Linked DNA regions of Mus musculus: region 1 is linked to region 2. The links are chromatin loops, found by intact Hi-C in ENCODE. Cell type or tissue: gastrocnemius. All regions are shown on one strand.

The links. Hi-C counts contacts between places; a loop is a spot of excess contacts. Peaks named below come from ENCODE experiments on the same cell type or tissue, not always from the same donor. Only the 100,000 strongest peaks of a DNase experiment are listed, where the experiment ranks them.
Region 1: it touches region 2 in a loop (10-fold over the local background); 15 of 42 quality-filtered maps call a loop at or near these places.

Annotation. Positions count from the first base shown.
Region 1 is chr2:92,293,188-92,301,187 of GRCm38, reverse strand. The region is part of intron 6 of Phf21a (PHD finger protein 21A); the gene reads right to left. Among named protein-coding and RNA genes, the nearest start is that of Large2, 74 kb to the left of the region's middle. In gastrocnemius, a CTCF peak has its summit at 4,571 (motif pointing left); a DNase peak (open chromatin) is centred at 4,572; H3K4me3 peaks cover 213 bases; H3K27ac peaks cover 1,211 bases.
Region 2 is chr2:92,434,031-92,442,030 of GRCm38, reverse strand. It overlaps Cry2 (cryptochrome 2 (photolyase-like)), which reads left to right and starts at 7,962. Exons shown (of 12, transcript NM_009963.4): 1 at 7,962-8,000. In gastrocnemius, a CTCF peak has its summit at 3,845 (motif pointing right); DNase peaks (open chromatin) are centred at 3,860 and 7,869; H3K4me3 peaks cover 1,322 bases; H3K27ac peaks cover 2,413 bases.

The sequences.
Region 1 (8,000 bases), 140 kb after region 2:
CTGCAAACAGATTCAGCACAGGGGGTATACACATGTACATACACACATGTACATACACATACATACACAAACCCCAGAGCTCCTGGTTTGTATACTTACTCAAGTCTCTTTGCAAAAGCCAAATTTGCAATTTGAAATTGAAAATATAGTCCTCAAAACAAAGTACCCTGTGTTTTAAATATTAAGTAGATCGATAGTATTATTGTTTTAATACTTAATATACAGGCTAAGTAATTACACGCAGGATAGTATTATTGTTTTAAACTTAATATACAGGCTAAGTAATTACACGCAGACGTGTCTGCTGCTGAAACATTTAACTAAGGCTATGACTCTGACTTCAAAGGCATCTGAACTTGTTTTGCTCAGTTTGTTTCTATGACTTCTTTCCAAATGGCATGAGTCTGTTTAGAAATATTGTGAGATTATAAAGCAGGACTAGAATAATTTCCTCAACATAACATTTTGTAAAGCAAGGGTATTTGTTATTTTTAAAGAAAAACCTGTATCTGAAGGGTTTTGTTTAATCAGAGAACTAAGAAAGTTCTATGTAATACTCACAGGAAATAGCTTGGACTATGGGGGACAATATATTTTTTTTTTTTTTGAGCCAAACAGGATTCCCTTCTTTCACATCACCTTTTGTGAATGCAGTTGCCACCAGGCCTCACTTTAGTCTAAGTTTCAATAAAACTTCAATAAAAGTAGGATGACAGCCCACACTCCCATAGCTTCTAAAAGAAAACCTCTTATAAAATTAAGAAGTTGAGATATTCAATATCCATAGAATAGTGGCAATAAAAAAAAAATAAACGGACAGTTTAAAAATACCAGACTTTGTCTTGTCAGACACTGTCTGCTGGCTGGCCTGTGACCCATTACAATACTGCTCTCACGAAGGGCAGAGTGAAGAAAGGCTGGGAGTCTCACCGGAATAACAAGCAGGACTTAGAGGAGATTAGCAATAAGAACGACAGATTATGTACAACAGCAGTAAAATGGAGGGCTGAGCCTCCCAGCAGCCACAGAGCAGAGGGTACTTCACTTGAGAGAGACTAGCAAAATCCTACACGCGGGCACCGGAGGACGCCAAAGGCTTCGTCAGGTGCTGCAGACACGTGTTCTTTATCAACTGTTTCCTACACCAGGATTTCCTTTTTGCATGTTGCAACCTAATATTCTTCACCCAGGCAACTACAGCATGTTTTGGAAAGGTTCCCTATTTCTGAGCCATTTAGAAATACATCTTTATGAAAACATGTACCATTTCCAGAACAAAAATGTTTCGATATATTAGGTTTCAGCCTTAAGTTGTATTTTTAGAAAAGTGGTAATTTCAGAATCTTTGCTTCAAATTACAGTTGTTTTTTGCTTTTTATTAGTGGAGTCATAAAGTAAAAAATTAAAGATATACCAATGAATAAATATTTTCCCCCCTTCTCTTGCTCTGGTTGATGTAAAAGAAAAAATTGAGAGTCTGGGAGGTTATCTGGGATATGGTCAAGTTTGAACAAGTATACTAAATTATCATTGGAGAAGCATCAGATGCCAAGGCTAGGCATTGTTAAGAAACTAACTATACAATGTCACAAAAGGTAGAAAAGGATTTTATTCTCAACATAAAGAAATTAAAAATGTTTCCTTCAGGCAGCAGCTATGATGCCCTGATTTGAATATTCTACAAAGTACAGGTGTACTAAACAACACATGTGGCACATATGCAATTTTTATGTTTTAATAAATTTGTTTTTTGTGGCCTTTTTTGGCTTTTGTTTTGTTCGTTCATTTGTTTGTTTGAGACAGGGTTTTTCTGTGTAGTTCTGCCTGTTCCAGAACTCACTCTGTAGACCACGGTCACCTGAGCTCAGGGATTCGCCTGCCTCTGCCTTCTGAGTACTGGGATTAAAGGGTGAAGCATCACTCACTGGCAGTAGATTCTTTTTAATCCAGGTACATATACAGCTAAAAGGATTATTAGTGTTTATTCTTTCATAAAAACTAAACCACACTGAATAACTTTATAGTCAAAGTTCTCTCTATTCATTTATTTATGAACAACAGGGCCTGGCTAAGCAGACTAGGCTGGCCTCGAACTCACGCTCGTCTTGCCTTAGCCTCCCGAGTATTAGGATTACAGGTGTACACCACCACACTTGACTACAACAGTTTTCTAAGAAATGATCTGACATCATAGATGGTGCTTCTACATAATAAGGTGAATCACTCTGTTGTATCTTGGACCCAGAAACAGATCTGTGCTTATTACCAAAGGAAAACATCTTACTTTTAAGGGGTAAGAAATGAGACTTGTGAGAAGGGGCAGAAACAGAAGGAAGCCATTGTTCTAAGATTATGTTCCTTAAAGTATGTTATTTCTTTTAAAAAATTATTATGAGTGTGTGCATGTGTGCACTCGTGTGAGTACAAGCACACACATGGAAATGGAACAAAGTGTGTGACTAGTGGGCAGAGGACAACTTGGAAGACTTGATTTTCTCCTTACCGTGCGAGTCCTGGGATTAAACTCAGGTCATCAAGTTTGGTGTCGAGAACACTACTGGCTGAGCCACCTGGCCACCTGAGTGTTGGTATTTCTTAAACAATATGATTAGAAATTATAAGAGAATATAATATGTGATTTTCCTTAATGGCTTTTAAAGAACTGTGTTCATTTGACCTCTTATCCAACAAGAACTCATTCTCCTTTATGTTAGATTGCGTAGCACAAACATACTTTGGGATTTGTGAATGTAGCTCAGTTAACAAAGTGCTTGCCTACCATACATGAAAGCCTGGGTTCATTCTGCAGACCCCCATCAACTGGGCATACACCGTGATCCCAGCACTCAGAAGTAGAGGCAGGAGGATCAAATTTCAAGGTTAATTTTAGATACATATCCTATGAAGGCAGACCTGAGCTACATAAAACTTTTTTTTTAAAGGAATAAGTACTTGGTTATAGTTTTACATTTTGCAACAGTGTCATACTAGATTCTACCAAGACTGGGTAGCTTTCTCTGCTTAACTGTTTCTTCAGACTAAGGCACACATCCTCTAAGATCTGCTTGGAAAGCAGTTAATACCTTCTGAAAAGACAATCTCCCCTCCTTCTCTAATTCACTATAAACATATGCCCACAGTCACTCACAATTTATTCACACTCTTGCTTCCACTTAGTGTCTATAAAACCAAAACCAAAGCAAAACAGGCAAGCGAGCACACGGGGTGATCTAGAGTGCTGAACACCCACGACCCTGTTCCTCACAAGCCCAGCTCTCTAGGGCAAGCTTCCGAAATGAGATTATTCAGCTCAATTTCCAGTATGCTATTTTATTAATTCCTTGAGAACTTCACACATATGTAACACATTTTTATCATCTTCACCATCACCCAGTACCTTCCCCACCCCCTAGCTAGTTACATTTTAGAACATGCCACAGAGACCCATAGGTGTGACCAGACCAATCTGCATCAGTCACAATATTCCTCTTATGTATTAAACTTCTGGTTGAAAAGAGACAACATTTGGTTTTCTCATCCAAGGTTATGATAAAAGCAAACCCCTCATTGAAGACTCTGATTTGATTAACAGGAACACAGACCTGCCGGGTATGGTGGCACACGCCTTTAATCCCAGCACTCAGGAGGCAGAAGCAGGCAGATTTCTGAGTTTGAGGCCAGCCTGGTCTACAAAGCGAGTTCCAGGATAGCCAGGGCTACACAGAGAAACCCTGTCTCGAAGGAAAAAAAAAAAAAAAACCACCCAAAAAAAAAACAAAACACAGACCTTTCTATTACACTTATAAAGCTCGTTATTTTGATTCTTACGGCAAAAGCTGATTCTTCTCAGCTTTTTATTATATAGAAAAAGGCCATGAATTTGACAGAGGGAAAGGAAATTCAAGGGAGTGGTTTGACGGAGGTAAGGGAAGGAGAAATGACTAATTATAATCTGAAAAATAAAAAATAATCATTAAAAAGTGCAACTTTAGAACTTATAAAAACAGCAAGAAAACACAAAAATGGCTCAGATATTTAGACCCTACAGACAACTATAGAAAAGGAAAACTTCAAACTGAAAATGAGTTTCCCTCATGAAACATCTCTGAAGATGACCGACCACCTTTAGTCTACCACTGCGAACTGTCTCTGAGGAGGACAGAGAACTGGAATGTTTGTTTTACTTTCTTGTTGATCTAGTGGTTATGAATAAAAACTAAATTACTTAAAATTAATTCTGATATAATCTACTTGCTTTCAGCCTGCTTCTCAGTTTCATTTGTTCCCCAACACTCCCAGAAAACCAAGAAATAATTATGATATTTCAATAAACTAGGAAAAACCCCCAGTAAGTTTATATAGGATGTACAACAGGGAAAGCCTAAGGGAGAGCCAGCCTTAATGTGCACCTGACAAAATACTGAAGTTTATTTAAGTATTTTACGTTGAATAAATAACACTTCTGTGAAAGGCACAACCACTCAACAGAACTCGCCACTTAACTCTCAGATCAGCTATATTAAGTCTGCCAGAGCGGCAGGAGGAAGCTTTCACTTAATGAGTTAACGCCATCTAGCGGGTGCAGTGAGATTTCAGCTGAACCTACTCCAGCTCTTCCTGTGGCCAGACATCCCATTTCAACTACTTCCTGGTACTAATCAGAGAACTACACTAATGTGACAAACGTTCCTACATTAAAAAGGGTGAGTTTAAAAAACCAAACAAACTAGCAGTTTCCATTCAGAAGGGAACAGCATTATATCCTGTTCTTCAAGTGCACAAAGCAAAAATCAATACATACCAACAATATGTACATTGGAAGAGTATGAAATATTGCAAAAATCAAAATGAGCGTCAATTAAAGTGTTACGATGCCAATAACAAAAGCAATTGTCTATGCCAGATATTTGCAGTTGTTATCCTAAAGGTAGTTAATTAAAAAAAAAAAAAATAGTAACTAACCAAAATGATAGCATCTCTTTCCTTCCTCCCTCCCTCCCTCCCTCCCTTCCTTCCTTCCTTTCCTTTCTTTTTTAGAATTTTACTTTTTTTTAATGAAGTGTATGTATTTGTGTTTGGGTATAAACACATGAATGCTGGTGCCTCTTAGGCCAGATGCATCAGCTCCTCAGGACTTAACACCAGTGTGAGCCACCCAGCATGGGTGCTAGCAACTTCAGTCTTCTGCAAGAACGAAGCTGAGCCACCTTTGCAGCCCATACTAACTTTACTTACTTCCAACATGATTTGAGTGTTGCATCTACCAAACTAGCCCAGTGCATACATCCTATGTGTCCAACAATACACAAAGTAGTAGTGGGGTTTTAAGAGAGGAAAGGTCACCTGGAATTTAAGAAGCCCAAGCACACAGGCCTGGTACCAGCAACTGGTAACTCTTTAGAGAAGATACATTTTTTTATCAGAATTTTACTTTAAATTTTATTCATATAAGAATAAGCTGCTAACATGAATATCAGATCCACTATATTTTTTTATTGTATTAATCAGTTATATTGATTTAAGGTGAAATTGGATGAGAAAGATGTGTCCCCTTTATATAACATAACAATGTGCACATTCTTTAACATTTCAATGGATAGGAGTTACTGTTATCATTTTCAAGTCTGGGGATAACAGGCTCTGCCATTTTGCTAAGAATGTACAGGGATCTATCACAATAATCTCTCTTATATTACTTACGTATTGTTCTAATAGCATATTGGCTTTTACTTTTTCTCTTTGTATTTCTTGGGCTTACCATGCCTGAGGTAAGAAGAGGAGCTTTGAGTAAGACCTGTTCATTGTTTTCCTATTCACTGACTGGCAGGTAGAAACTAACACAGAACGGCATGCAGAAGTTAACCAGAGCCCATTCCACTCCATTCTGGTTTTACCATTTTCATATGCAGCTGAGGAATTGAGTACTCTACCAGTGAACACCAGTCCCGGTTATCTTTCTGGGAAGGTTAACTTTAAATGTTTTAGTGTTTTCCCATTCTCATTCATTCATTTTCTCTCTCCCCCCCCCCCCCAAATAACATAGAATGGTCAGATGGCAATCTAATAAAAGTTGCAATATTTATGGGATCTTCAACTGAAATTTTCCTATGTATGGGTGTTATTAAAGAGATCAAAGTTTTCCATTGTAGATCTACTCAGGCTACTATGGACCATGTATAGACTGAGTTCTGAGATTAGCTAAACTTCATAAAAATTCTCTTCTTGTTTTCTCAGAGGAGTCAGAAAATGCATGGCATATATCACACATCTTGACCCAGAACTGTTTCACTAGAGAATGCCAATCCTAACAGCTACTCCACTGGTCAATGGTAGAAGAATGGAAACATTTTTTTTTTTTTTTTTTTTTTTTGGTGGCCGAGCTGACTATCCAGTCTACCTGTGTAGTAAAAAGGAAGAGAAAAAGCAAGATACAGTCGGGATAGGACTAAGATCAGAGTTCAAAAGAACAGTGTGTGCAGACAAAAGGGCAAGAAGGTAAAGTCGTACCTCACAACCTAAGTTTAGTCTCCAGGTCCCATAGTGGAAGGAAAAAAAACCCTATTTCCCAAATGTTGTCCTCTGATCCCACAGATGAGCCATGTGTGATACTACTAAAGTAAATCTGATGCTAGTGCTCCTAGACAAGGCACACCTCCGAGTTTATGTCTTAGTTGGGCTTTCTACTGCTGTGATAAAATACCAGGCCTGAAGGAACTTGGGAATCAAAGAGTTTATTCAGCTCAGCATCAAAGGAAGTCAGGACAGGGACTTAGAGACAGGAGCCGAGCAGAAGCCATGGAAGAGAACTGCTTACTGGCTTGTTCCTTATGGCTTGCTCGGCCTGCTTCCTTATAGAACCCAGGACCAGCCCAGGGGTCACACCACCCACTATCCCCCATCCATCACTAATTAATAAAATGCCCTGTAGGCTTATATATAGCCTGATCTTATGTAGGCATTTTCCCTCCTCTCTGATGACTCTACCTTGTGTCAAGTTGACATGAAACTAGCCTGCATAGTTCATTTATTTGAAAAAGTGGGGAAAATTATGTTTCTATACCCACATAAGTAAATCCATTGATTAAAGTAATTTTTGTTAGACACAAGCAAATTTGTGAGAGTAAAATGCTATTTTTAGCTTAATAAACTTGTTATACTTACCTACTTTCATTTCATGACTGATCTGCCCAACAGTCATCCCACCAACATAATCAGAACCTACAATCAGACCAGTGGGGTGGTATTTATTTTGAGACATAGTCTCATGTATTCCAGACAAGCCTCAACGTTGCTAAGTAGCAAAGATGACCATGAACTTCTGATTCTCCTGCTTTTACCTCCTCAGTGCTGGGATTATACCAATGCACCACCACACATGGATTAAACCCAGAATTCAAGGATGCCAAGCAAGTACTGTGCCAACTGAGATCCCTCAAACTCCTTCCCCACTCTTTAAAAAACACACTGATTCCCACATTTAAGCTTCTGTTTTTGATGCTCATCTTAGAGTACAGGTCTTTCTCCCAACACTATTTGTCCACCTACCTCTGAGGGCTCTGGTAAGTTCCAATTCTCTCCAAAGTTTTTCTTGACTAACAGCCAATGCTGTGTGAGACTTTATTACATCCCGTGTCTGAACCATACAATAACATCTAAATATGTGACAATAACAGCAGCTCTAGTTATTATGGTATAATAGCAAACACCATTCTAAATTCAATGTGTATTACATAATTGAATATTCTAAGCAACCCAAAGAGACAGATATTATTAGTTTGCAAATGAAGAAGCTAAAGCCCAGAAGGGGAACTTTCCAGGGCACCAAAAGTAGCACCCAGCAAAGAGGTACAGTTCTGACCAGGAGATCTGGTTCCAGGGGCCATGTTCCTGTGCCCCAACCAACCCAACCCTGCAGCCCTGCAACACAGATTCTGTTAGTTAAGTGCTTATGTGCACTATTTATCCTTTACCCTAGAATGCACACACTCTAAGAGTGGGGG
Region 2 (8,000 bases):
TGTTAATTGCTGGGCTGGTGGCACCAGGCTGGCAGGATGGGTAAATGTTTGTTGGGGCCTTGCCTGCCCAAAAACAAAGGCAAGCTGCCCTGGGGAAGGAATCAGTGGTTAAGAGCACTGACTGCTCTTCCAGAGGAATACAGTTCAAATCCCAGGACTTGGCCAGCATCCCAATTTTCTTATGGTCCCCAAAGATGTCATCACCCTCCAGACAACAGGAGGCAATCTAAAGAACACAACACCCTCATTCCAAGGGGTGTGGTGGGCGGCTGTTTGCTGGGTTATGGATAGTTGTCATTGAAGGAGATTGGTTGTGGTTTGTTGATGGTCATGGTCAGAGAGGAAACAAAGGAAAGGAGGTTGGATTCATGGATCTCTTTCTCTCTCCCCTCTATCCTTCTTTCTCTCCTAACTAGTGTCAGTGGATAAAACAGGTGGGAGTGAGGGGAAAGGGAAAAGAAGGGTGGATTGTTGTATTTCCTTTAGACTAAGAAAGCAACGAGTTTCAAATATTTTAGACTAGGCTGTAAACTGCCCTTTACCTCGACTGCTGACAGCACTGTGGACAGGCAGGACATAGGGAAGTCGACAAAATGGGACGGTCCCCTTAAGGTCCTGCTCCACAGGAAAGTCTGTCAGGTCTTCTGGGCCTGGCAGCCAAAGATGGATGCCCTGCAGACACATAGGAACCTTGGGAGACTGGCTGGGTAGCCAGTAAGTCCCTGTCATTTTTATTAGATCTGGAAGCTGCTCTCTCTGTATGTGTATTTACACAGGTGTGATTTGACCTTCTCAGGTTTCTGATGGCTTTGAAGCTTAGACTAGTGATAGACTTCAAAAGTTCAGAGCTTTAACATTGATCAATGGAGTTCTGATAATATTATTGTAGTCACAAGTTCACGATCTTAAATTTCCTTTGGTTGTCTTCTAAATATAGACTTAAAAAGACTTTTCATTGTGCTCACATGATGCAAAACCTCTACAGAACTTTGGACTCACCAAGATAGGGCAAATGGACTGGACATTGTCTTACACTGATAGTTCTCATATTTGTTCTTATTGTATATAGTTCACTGATGTTAGAGATAAAGCCATTTCTTGGACTAAAAGGGGAGGTGTTGAGATAAGCCACCCCACACATGTCGTAAGGTATGTCCCTGTGTTCTCACATGTTAATTGCTGGGCCAGCGGTGCCAAGCTGGCAGGATGGGTAAATGTTGGTTGGGCCCTCACCTGTCCAAAAAGAAAGGCAAACTGCCCTGGGGGAGGAGTCTCTCCCGCTATGTTAAAAGCTCTCTTGTGTGAGAAAGAAGTGTGGTATTTGAGCAATAAAGTGCTGGCGGCTGAGGCTGGAAGGAGGGAAGGAGGGGCAGAGCTGGACAGAGGCAGGATGGGACAGAGCAGGAAAGACAACAGTGAGAGCCAAGCAACAGGTTTCAGTGGCAGAGAAGCAGGGCTAAGTTAGAGGTTCGCTGAGAGACTGCCGCAGAGAAAAGGCCAGCAGCCTTATACAATAAAGACATCTCCATGTCTTTATTATTGAAACCTAAGCCGGACCCCAAAGCCCTGCAATAGCTGAAACTTGTAAACACGCAAAGGGGGAAAACTCAGACACAGAAGGACAGATGTTGCGCGCCTCCACATATGTGAGGGGGACTAGTTTTCATGAGCTGGCAACAGAACAGAGGTAACTAAGGTGTTGAGCAGGAAGGAATGGTGGTACACTGTTTGATAGGTACAGGGTTTCTATGGGGACGATGTAATGTGACTAAAATGTTAATTTGTGTTGTACATATTTTATAATAGCAGAATAACACACACACACACACACACACACACACACACACAGGGAAGGGCCTGGGACATAGCTTCATTGGTAGAGTACTTGCCTGTCATGCACAAAGCCCTGGGTTTTACTCCCACCATTACATAAAAACCAGATGCATGCTGCACACCTGCAATTCCAGCATTTGGGAAGTGGAGGCAGGAGGATCAGAAGCTGGAGAAATTGCCTTGGTCTTGCAGAGGACCTAGGCTCAGTTCCCAACACCCACATGGTAGCCCACAACTGCCTGTAAGTCCAGTTCCAAGGGATCTGACACCTTCTTCAGGCTTCTGTGGGCTCCTGCATGCATGTGGTATGTACAGACTTACACAGGTGCACACACATACACATAAAAATAATACGTGTTTTTTTAAAAAACAAGATTAGGGTGGGCGGTGGTGGCTCACACCTTTAATCCCAGCACTTGGGAGGCAGAGGTAAGCGGATTTCTGAGTTCAAGGCCAGCCTGGTCTACAAAGTGAGTTCCAGGACAGTCAGGGCTACACAGAGATTTTCCTGTCTTGGAAAATCAACAAAATAAAACAAAACAACAAAAAAACCAAGATTAGTCTAGGCTATATGTAACTGTCTCAAAACCTCACAAAGAAAAAAAGAAAGAAAATGAATTACAGTGGCAGACACACAAGGTGACCAGCATACAGAAAGCAAGGTCAGAAGGTCCAGTGCCTCAGAGAAGCAGACTAGCAGAGGAGGGGGAAAGCACCATTGGCGGCCTGAGGACAGGTTCACGCTCTGTGCTTGCCTGTGTGGAGAGGGCTTGTTGACGCTTCTGGATGGGGAGCTCATCAACGTTAGCTGTGGGCCTCTTTCCATGTGGAAGAATTCTTTCAGTATTCTGGATCTGACCTCTTTCTTTCTTTTTGAGTTCTTGTTTTCTGCACAGATTCTTGCAGTGTAGCCTCCCAGCTTTAAACCTGCGCTCCTCTGTGTTCTTAGGGTCACCATATCTCCCTCTGCTCTGTTGCTTGTTCTCCAACTTTCTTATCATTTTCAATAAGCAGAAGCTCTTGAACTTATTGTCATTTAAAACTCCAGCTTATTAATTTTTCCCTGAATGGATGCTTTTCATGTCTTGTTCAAGAAATTATTATCTGTATCCCCCAAAAAGTGAAGAAATTCTTCTCTACTGTTTTAGTTTAGTTTGGAGTTAGCTTGTGTAAGTGTTGGGAGATACAGCCAAGTGTCTCCTTTTGGTTTTTACACTAGGGTACTGGGTTGACCCATTAGCATTATAACAAAAGCCATTTTCCCACATTGCACAAAGATATCATGTCATAAATGTAATGTTCACATTTTTATTTTTTATTTTATGTGACTGAGTGGTGTGTGTGTGTGTGTGTGTGTGCCTGGTGCCTGCAAAGGCCAGAATAGATTCCCTGGAACTAGAGCTGCAAAGGCTGTGAGCCACCATGTGGGTGGGACTAAACCCAAGCTCCCTGCAAGAGCAGCCTGAGCCGCCTCTCAGCAGTCATCCACTCATTCTTATCTGCTTCTGGATTCTCAATTAGGAGCCTTTTGTCTAGTTACCTTCCTCTCATCCTACACAGCACCTGTCGTTTTCCTCGTCTCTGTTTTTCTTTCTTCTCTTTTTTGTTTTTTTTTTGTTTTGTTTTGTTTTTTGTTGTTTTTTGTTTTGTTTTGTTTTGTTTTTTTGATACAGGGTTTCTTTATGTCGCCCTGGCTGTCCTGGAAGTCACTCTAGACTAGGCTGGCCTTGAACTCAGAGATCCGCTTGCCTCTGCATCCAGGCAGCTGGCTTGAAGGTGTTTGACACTACATCTGATTAGGCTATTTTTCGAATGAAGGTAGCGTAGAGAATTGAAGAAGCTTGTCCGAGTAAATACGTCATTTATTAGTTAATTGTGGAGCTGCAAACTGAACTAAGAGAAAGTTTAGCGACTCCTCAAACTGAATAGTTGAAAGGACCAATATATATTTTTGGGTGTATTCTTGGAAGCTGCACCAAGACTGGAATCCAGATGGATTCGTGCTTTCCAAGTCCCACCACTAGAGGGCGTGAGAACCTTAAAATCTCTATGCTTGTCCCGCCCTCTGCGTTGTCACCTTTCCACCAATCATCAGATATTTACAGGAAGGGCAGGTCCAAATCAGAACGTTTTCACATATGGTCTCTACAGAGGACTTTGACCCAAGGAAACAAACAAAACAGGGCTGATTTATCTTAAAGGTGGTCAGGGAAGACAGCATTCACTTTCTGGATGACCCATTACATCCTTGAAGTACCAGGTTGCCCCTTGGGTCCTCCCCTCCTTCCTTCTGCCTTTAGTGGAAGATGAACCAGCCATTTGTGACTCTTTTAAAGAGGGAGGTGGGGAGCTCCGAGGTGACCAAAATAGAATTCAAATTTCTGCTTCTTTAGTCATGTGCAGGTTTGTGTGCCCTCACTCTGGTATCTCCACCGTACTCATTTTAAGACACAAAATTACAAAGTGGACTTTGTCCTCTGATGTCCTTTCAGGAGTCAAAACTGGTGTTCTGACCCTTGAATGTCGCCCAGGTACTTTACCCAAGCACTGGACATCCATTCTGTGGAATGAATCATCCTTATCAACTTAAGTACGCAAGCCACACAAAACAAAGACGATGACACAGCAAGATGGAACCAGTTCACAAGCAGTAGAGGCCACACTGTCCCTCCCTCTGGTTCAGATGTTTATAGATAGTGTCCATGAAAAATGGCTGAGTTGTTAGGCTTATCTTTGTTTTTCATTATTGCTGTAATATTGAGGGTTTTTTTATGATTAAAAGTCTCATTTACTGGGTCAATTATGGAATACAGGTCATATGTAAAAAAAGGCTTGGGAATTGCAAAGAAGGAAAAATTGGATGCAGATCCTGCTTTCCAGAATAGCAACTGCTCACTGTGCCCAAGGAACTATGTATCACCTTGCTGTATCTACTAAGAAAGGGGGGGGGGGGCTGCCGGGCGTGGTGGCTCCCAGCACTTGGGAGAAAGAGGCAGGTGGATTTCTTTTTTTTTTTAAATAAATACATGTACATTTTAAAAAAAAGATTTATTTATTATTATATGTACGTACACTGTAGCTGTCTTCAGACACACCAGAAGAGGGAGTCAGATCTTGTTACAGATGGTTGTGAGCCACCATGTGGTTGCTGGGATTTGAACTCTGGACCTTCGGAAGAGCAGTCGGGTGCTCTTACCCACTGAGCCATCTCACCAGCCCGTCAGGTGGATTTCTGAGTTTGAGGCCAGCCTGGTCTACAAAGTGAGTTCCAGGACAGTCCAGGGCTATACAGAGAAACCCTGTCTCGAAAACAAAACAAAACAAAAAATCCACAAAAAAAAAAAGTGAGGGGGCCTGGAGAGATGGCTCTGTGGTTAAAAGAACTACTTGTGGTGATTTGAGTAAGAATGGCCCCCATAAGCTCAAATACTTGAATGCTTGATCCACAGTTGGTGGAACTGTCTGGGAAGGATTAGGAGGTGTGGCCCTGTTGGAAGAGGTGTTTCACTGGGGTTGGGCTTTAATATTTCAGAAGCTAAAGCCATTGTTAGTTAGCCTTCTCTGCCTCCTACTTGTGGATCAGATGTAAGCTCTCACAACTACTCCAGAGCTGTGCCTGCCTGCCTGTCTGCTTCCATTTTCTTCATCGTGATGGTCAGAGACTCTAACTCTCTGGAACCATGAACCCCCGAATTAAATACTTTATAAGTTTCTCTGGTCAGGGTGGTTTACCATGGCGATAGAAGAGTAATTAAGACTCTGATCTTCCAGAGGAAGATCCCAGCATCCACATCAGGTGGCTCAGAACCTCGTGTAGACTCCAGCTCCAGGGGACCCAATGCTCTCTTCTGGCCACACTGATGTCCACATGCAGATGGCATCCATGAACAGACATACACATAAAAAATAATAAAAATAAGCAATAACAACAAGTCAACCAGCTTGTCTAGGGTCATACTGAGCAAGCAGAATTTGAGTTCAGCCTCTTCATAAACAAGAGAGAGCAGCCCCAGGCTGCAGAGAGCTCACAGTTTATAGACACAGCATTATGGGAGTTTAGAGGAGAAGAGAAGAATTTATTCCCTGAATGGCCATTTGTGAATGGACCACCCCTTACTCTCCCTGTTCTCTTCCTTGTAGGGGGACCCAGGGAGATAGAAAAAAAAGAGAAAAGCATACAATACCTCAAAAGAAAAAAAAAGGGGGGGGGTAAGCCGGGCTTGGTGGCGCACGCCTTTAATCCCAACACAGGAGGCAGAGGCAGGAGGATTTCTGAGTTCAAGGCCAGCCTGGTCTACAAAGTGAGCTCCAGGACAGCCAAGGCTCTACAGAGAAACCCTGTCTCGAAAAACCAAAAAAAGAAAAGAAAAGAAAAGAAAAGAAAAGAAAAGAAAAGAAAAGAAAAGAAAGGGGACGCGCGAGAGATGGTTCAGAGGTTAACAGTGTGTACGTTCCTTGCAGAGAACCTGACTTGGGGGTACTTCTCAGCACCCACAACAGGAGGCTGGTAACAGCCTTGTAACTCCAACCCCCAGAAACACTCTATTCAGGAGTCCACTAGACACTTGCCGTCACTCCTACACAGACACACAGCTAAACATGAGATTAAAAATAATGAAAAAAACCCAAGTGTTTAAAGAAAAGCATAGGGAATATCAGTTCACTCATCAAGTACTTGCAGAAGAGATTCAAAGGAGAGAGTCGGGCAGAGACTTGGATGACTTTAAGGCTCTGGCCAATGCAAGCCTCTTATGTTTGATTCATATGATCCTTCGGTACCAAGTACTGAGCTAGATTATAGTCTGATGGAGCTGACATACAATAGCTAAACAATCCCAGTACTATGTACTAAAACCGGAGGGTGGGGGGAAGACACCAAATGAGGTGAGCCCCTGTGCAGGTTGGGCCCAGGAAACTGGAAAATAACAGCTGTCACAGGGAAAACAGGAGGCACGAGGGTGTGGGCTGGGGCATGTGATGTGAGAGAACAGCATGTCCAAAGCGCTGGAAATGAGAGGCTCGTAATGACGCTGTAGTCAGAGAGTGGTGCCAATTAATGCCATTAAATTGCTGACTAAATTCTAGATTCTTTCATTGCTCATTCCCAAGATGGGGAAGGTGACTACCCATAGGATCAACACAAGGACAAATCGGAACAGTTCTCTGCTGGATAGCTCCAGCCCTCCATCCCAACTAGCCCATCTTAGCCCAAGTGCAACGGTTGCTGCACTTGTTCAATCAGCAAACTCTGCCAGAATCTCCAAAGAATCAAAGGATTCCCAAAGGAGACAGGAGAATATTGCCCTGCACATCTCTGATTCCCACATAGAATCCAGTTCAGAGTTTTGTGCAAAATAACTGCACTGTGTCTGCTAAACAGAACGTAAAAGAAATGAATTCATTTGAGGGCATAATTACTGCCTCAACCCACGTCCTCTGAAACCTTTGTCCTTTCTCCCAAACCCACTCCTGCCGCATAAAAGGGCGTCTCCTTTATCCTTATGCCTTTCTGTATGCAAATACCAAGATTCTCTGCGAGGAAGTGGATTTTGAAATCGGAAGATTCTGAGTGGAATCTTACTGGATTCATGGTATTGCGCAAGTCATTCAAACTGGGGCGCCCTAAGCTTACTTCATCTGCAGAGTAAGACTAACAAGCATCTGTTTTATTCGTGTTTATGAAATGAACGTTACCAGGATGAGATGAAAATAGAAAATAGGACAGTTTGTGTAAGGCAATCACCGCTCAGCCTCACATATGAACAGGACAATGAACTGTTAGAAAGGGCCCGGTAACAGGTCTGTCAGCCACCGGCCGGAGTCACCGCAACCCCTGTCTTTCCCGGGGACGCGAAATGCGTAGGAGATCCGAGGTCCCTCCAGACTCAGCCCACGCGGGGCGGACGCAGCGCGGTCCTGCGTCACCGGCGGGTGGCTACCAAGCGGGACCACACATGGTGGGAACGTGAGGGGGCGGAGCCTGCGCCGACGCTGCTGACCAATGGAACAGAGGGAGGGTCCCACCGGGTCTCACCCAATCACAGAGGCGATCCAGACTCCTTGGGGCGGAGTCATGCCAGGGAGAGGCTGCATCATAGGTCGCTGGGCGGGCGCTGGGCGGGACCAACGGGGCGGTCGGGCGGAGCGGCAGACCGAGACCCAGTCCA